Linked DNA regions of Homo sapiens: region 1 is linked to region 2. Evidence: chromatin contacts called from ENCODE Hi-C data. All regions are on one chromosome and are shown on one strand. Each heading gives the region's core, a stretch centred on a gene start or an enhancer-like site at or near the end of the contact. The rest is flanking DNA. Distances are from core to core; before and after follow the strand shown.

Region 1 (2,700 bases), core at 81-2,580, 290 kb after region 2:
TCCATGTAGCCCCTTCACGCTCACAATTTTTCCTCTCGTGATGTCTATTCTCACTCAGGGCCAACTCCACGGGTGTGCGACCAGTGCAGCATCCCAGGGTCTGCACTCAGGAGGAGGTAAGGGTTGGCTGCATACATCTCATGCACCCAGCCACGAAAGGGGCCCCGGGAGCCCGCGAGAGGCTCTCTCCTCCAGGAAGTACCCCTCTGCCCAAGGGCACGATGTTACAAGGCAGATAAGATGCACCATGACTAAGTTCTTCAAAAAATTAAAAATCAAATTACCGAATGATTTAGCAATGCCTCTTCTGGCCATATACCCCAAAGAACCTCAAGTGGGGTCTTGAAGAGATATTCTTACATTCATGTTCACAAGCAGCACTATTCACAAGAGCTAAATGGTGAAACAGCCCAAGTGTTCATGGACAGACGAATGAACAAACAAAATGATGCATCCGTGCAACCTAATATTGTTCAGCCTTCAAAGGAAGAAAATTATGACACGTTACAACATGATGACCCCTGAGGACATTATGCTAAGTGAAATAGGACGGACACAAAGGGACAAATACTGTGTGATGCCACTTCTATGAGGTCCCTAGAGGAGTCACATTCATAGAGACAGAAAGAAAATGGCAGTTGCCAGGGGCTGGGGGGAGATAAGGAATGGGGAGTTAGTGCCTAATGATTAATGTATACATAACATACCATGTACCATCTTTTTTTATTTTTGATTTTTGGTGGAGTCTCGCTCTGTCACCCAGGCTGGAGTACAGTGCTGTGATCTTGGCTCCCTGCAGCCTCCGCCACCCGGGTTCAAGCGATTCTCGTGCCTCAGCCTCCTGAGTAGCTGGGATTACAGGCATGTGCCACCTGTAATTTTTGTATTTTGAGTAGAGACGTGGTTTCACCATGTTGGCCAGGCTGGACTCGAACTCTTGACTTCAAGTGATCCGCCCGCTTCAGCCTCCCAAAGTGTTGGGATTACAGACGTGAGCCACCGTGCCCGGCCAAAATGTACCATCTTGATCAATTTTTAAGTGCACAGACAGGTCATGGTAAGTGTGAAAAAATACCTAACTCCCGCCCTCGTTCTCCTCGCACCCTCCCTGACCCACCCCAAAAAGGCCCAAGGGAGCCCCCCTGCATTCCCAACCTGCAGGCATGAGGTCATACAAGCGGGGTGTTGGGCAGAGGCCCCTGGCAGATGGCAGGGTAGGGCCCCCAGCACTCCATTCTGGACAGAATGAAAACCTGACGACCTATCTGATGGAATTACACGGAAGAAAGGAAATTCGTCTTTTAAGAACAAGCGGGAGGCGGATGACTGAAGTCCCAAAGAATGCTGTGGTTGAACCTTTTTTTTTTTGTTGTTTGTTTTCTGGCACAGTCTGTCTCTATGACTGAGCTGAGTAACGTGTTTCCCGTGACAAAGGCCCCTTTCTTACGACAGTTTAATAGCTCCAATACGGGGGACAGCCCTGACTCTCCCATGGGCCAGCGTCTGAAGGCGGCCACAGAAAAAGGGAGGGAAAGCCGCCGCTCTTCTCCAAGTTGGTCCAGACTGAACTGAGAGAGTATAAGGAAAAAAAAAATCGGAAACTTTAACCCACTCCTGAAATAAAAAATAGAAGTTACCAAAGGGATGGGGAACACACATGCAGAGGCACAGAGAAGAATATGGATGAAAAAGTGGCCTCAGAGCCCGGTGTGGTGGCTCACGCCTGTAATCCCAGTACTTTGGGAAATCGAGGTGGGCGGATCACTTGAGGACAGGAGTTTGAGACCAACCTGGCCAACATGGTAAAACCCCATCTCTACAAAAAATACAAAAATTAGCTGGGCGTGGTGGCAGGTGCCTGTAATCCCAGCTACTCAGGAGGCTGAGGCATGAGAATTGCTTGAACTCAGGGGGTGGAGGTTACAGTGAGCCAAGACGATGCCACTGCACTCCACCCTGGGAAACAGAGGGAGACCCTGTCTCAAAAAAAAAAAAATATATATATATACACACACACACACACACACACACACACACACATATACACATATAAAATATATATACACATATATACATATATACACATATAAGTATATGTATATATGTATATACTTATATGTGTATGTATATATGTATATATGTATATACTTATATGTGTATATATATGTATATACATATATATAAAAATAAAAATTTTAAAAAATTTAAAAAGAGGAAAAAAAAGTGGCCTTGGGGCTTTGCGTCCAACTGTGAGAGGAAGTGGAGAAAGCTAAGAGAGGACCTCAGGGACAGAGAAGACGCCGATGGAGGTAGGGAGACCCGATGCCCTGGTTTCTTAACAGCTGCTGTGATGAAGTACCACAGGGATTTGTTCTCACAGCCCTGGAGGCCAGAAGTCCAAGATCAAGTTGTCCGCAGGGCTATGCTCCCCCTGAAGGCTCTAGGGGAGGATCCTCCCTCGGCTCTTCCAGCTTCTGGTGGCCCTGGCACTTGGTGGCATTCCCCAGCTTCTAGACACATGACTCTAGTCTCTGCCTCCACTACCACAAGGCCGTCTTCCCTCCACGTGTCCCTGTGTGGCCACGGGGCACTGTCCTCTCCGCATGTGTCATCCCTCCTTGTTTTATAAGGGTACCCAGTCATGTTGGACTTAGGCCCACCCTAATCCAGTACGAGCTGATCTTAACTAATTACATCTGC
Region 2 (2,908 bases), core at 226-2,725:
TATTTTTGCGCCTGCCCAACCCACTAAGAAAGGGAGAGAAGGCAGAGGAGCTGCTCTCTGCAGCTGCCAAGGGCAGGCTGTCTGCTCATGCTGGAGCCCAGACAAAGCACACCCACCCGGTGGTGATTTATCAGCCGTGGGAGGCCCAAGAAGCTCTTAAGCCGCAGGTGGGTGCCTGTAAAGCCACCCTCCCTGGGGAGCACAGACCTCAGGCCTTGCTCTGCTGCTAATCACCATAAGCACCCCGGTGCCTCAACCCCGATCTGGGTGGCCCTTAACCACTCCCAAAGCCCTGTCACATGCTCAGTGATCTCAGCCGGCCTCACATAAACCCTGTCAAGTAAGCAGGACAGGTGTTGTTATTATTCCCACTTTACAGATGGGGAAAACTCTGGGGGAGCAGTTCGATGGCTTGCTCAGGGCCACCCAGGGAGCACATGTCCCAATTCCTCCCATAGACTAGGCAGGCAAGTGGCATCGCCACTCCCTCTGTGCTGCCTGCCAGCACTTGAGGGTTTTACAAAGGTGGCAACAAATACCAGGGATGTCTCTTCCCCCTGGGCCCTGGGTCCCTTTTTGGACACTGGGGAGCCTGACTCACTAAAACTCCTGTGTCTTTCTGTTCAATCATCCTCCCTCCTCCTGCTTGACAGTTTGGAAGTGGAGGGGCAGGGCCCTGGCAGGAGTAGACATAGCTTGTGCCCAGGCTGAGCCTCCCCCAGGAGCAGTAAAACATGCCTTTTGGGATCTGAGAGGAGAAGCTGCCCATTCTGTACTTTTCCAGACGTGGAGAAAGAAAGGAGAAGGCAGAGCAGATTTGAACTCCTGGCTCAACTCACCAGCCCTGTAGAGGTCCTCAGAGATGAGCCTTGTATTTCACTAAGCAGCCCCAGGAAGCGGTTTGGGGGACTTCAGAGCAGAATGGAGCAAGAGGAACACTGCCCTTGTTGGGGGCCGGAAGTCGGTGGGGTGTGAGTTAGTGATCCTCAGGTCAAGGGCCTCCACGGGAGGATGGGACCCCTGGACCCACATAACCCACGCTTCCCAAAGGCCTTCACTGCAGATTCGACGGAGCCGCAGGAACCAGGACTCAGGAGGTGGCACCTGCAGGGCCGGGAGGAGAGGGACATGCAAATGAGGCCAGGCCATCCACAGCCCACTCCTCCTGGAAGCCCAGAGTCTGGCTGGCAACTTGAACCTGATCTTCTAAACAGGACAAAAAAAGAAAAAAAAGTTGTGATTTCCCCTGACCAACCCATTTCTTTTTCCCCCTTCCCCAACCCCTGTGGAATTTGCACCCTCAAGAGGCACCTGGGGAGCCACCAGCAACTAAGAGTTCAAGGGGCTCCTCTGCATTTGGGGTCAGGCAGAGAGGAGCCACAGCAAGGGAAGGTGAGTGGACAGTTGCAAGCTGTGAAAAGCCAAGTTGCCTCCAGGCATCTAGGCCTGCGTTTGGTTCCCATGACACTCTTACTGGCAGCGTTAATAACTAACCACGTCCCAGACAGGTGCTGGCGGCCTAGCCTTAGGAGTTCTTGTTCAGGGCTGGAAATGAGTCACTTCCCTTTTATAGTTTGCTAGGAGACTGAGTCACCCAGGGGCCGACCCTTTCACACAAGTTCTCACACCCTGGCCAACTAATATCCATGTTCATACCCTAGACCTACCCATCTACCAGGTCAGCCAGGCCCAGTGGGGCTGACCCTCATGGTCTATGTCAAACAGCATCCCCAGGAGTGACCCAGTCCCTGCCTTTTCCCTTTGTCCCCCTACTCTCTCAATGGAGATGGCCCACTCACTGTCCCAAGAGGCAGCTCCTGCCTGGGCAGCTGTCTGAGAAGGACAGAGTCTGACAGGTAGGCGCCCATGCCCAAGGCCCAGTTAGATCCACCTCATCTTTGACCTTACTCTAAACATTGCTCTCATACGTCCTCAATCCTCTGTTTGGAAACCAAAAACACCAGAAGTGGAAAGTTCCAGAGCTGATGAACTAAAGGACAAAACTGCGATGCAGCAAGTCAGCTTCAACCCTCTCGGGAAGGGCAGAGGCTGAAAGCAGGTAAACTGAGGCCTGTGACTGTTAATACACTCCCCTACTTCAGGAGTCAGGTGGGAGGCAGGAGAGGTAGGTCATCGAGTCCAAGGCTCTGAGCACCCACATTCGTCAGGTGGCTCTGGTGTCAGTCTCTCAGGACTAATCTCCTGATAGACAACAAATAAACATCATTAGAGAAAACAAGCTCATATGCATTTTTCAGTAACCCTTCTTTCCCCACTCTCGTATGGCCTCTCTTATGTTTGCCAGCAGGTGGGTACCCATGCCCAAGACCCAGTGACATCCATCTCACCTTTGACCTTTACCCTAAACATTGCTCTCATAACTCCTCAACCCAAGGGGTGCATTTGGTCTTTTTTAATTTAAAAAATTAATTTTTCTTAATTAAAAAAGAGTGTATGTAAGAGAAAAAGAAATAATGAAACTAAAAAACAGGAGGTTAAAAAAAAAAAAACCTCCCCGAAATAGTTTGGGGATTTACTTTTTTTTTTTTAATCCTCAGAAAGTCCCTCTTGCTACCTGGTTTCTAAAACAGACAATCAACAGAGATGACATCAGATTAAACAGCACTGGGTGTCTCACTGCCAGGGGCTCCAGGCAGGTGTGAGACTGACAGGTTGAGAAAAGATGACACTATTTCTTCCCTTAGAAGATGAAAACCAAGGAGGAGAAATGACAGCAGAGGCTGAGCCCCGGGTGTGGTGGGAAACGTGACACCCTGCCAGCCGTTGGCCTTTTGGGTGAACTCTGCTCGCTCCTCTGCATGGGACGACACTGCAACCCGGCGCTTGTTAGTTCCCCCATCTCTCAGGTATCACAGCCAAACTCACCCCAAGGGCTCAGAAAGCTCAG

Evidence for each region. Hi-C counts contacts between places; a loop is a spot of excess contacts on that map. Pooled maps may share reads with other maps.
Region 1: a loop to region 2 is called in a map of PC-9, with 13 times the contacts of the local background. The contact joins two enhancer-like sites. A Hi-C loop is called at or near these places in 3 of 168 maps with a recorded cell type or tissue (Calu3, PC-3 and PC-9), 5 of 37 single-sample maps with no recorded cell type and 10 of 50 pooled maps.

The regions. Positions count from the first base shown.
Region 1 is chr17:72,714,986-72,717,685 of GRCh38, forward strand. All of the region lies in intron 7 of SLC39A11 (solute carrier family 39 member 11), which reads right to left. Among named protein-coding and RNA genes, the nearest start is that of LINC00511, 76 kb to the left of the region's middle. Within about 2 kb of position 1,331, at least 7 of the 41 ENCODE cell types and tissues checked have a DNase peak (open chromatin) inside an H3K27ac peak, as active enhancers do; they include PC-3 and PC-9, where a contact is called at or near this core.
Region 2 is chr17:72,419,861-72,422,768 of GRCh38, forward strand. LINC00673 (long intergenic non-protein coding RNA 673) reads right to left here. Exons shown (of 4, transcript NR_152516.1): 3 at 840-1,206. Among named protein-coding and RNA genes, the nearest start is that of LINC02003, 79 kb to the left of the region's middle. RefSeq lists enhancers at 1,087-2,286, 1,677-1,736, 1,787-1,916, 2,530-2,908. Within about 2 kb of position 1,476, at least 15 of the 41 ENCODE cell types and tissues checked have a DNase peak (open chromatin) inside an H3K27ac peak, as active enhancers do; they include PC-3 and PC-9, where a contact is called at or near this core.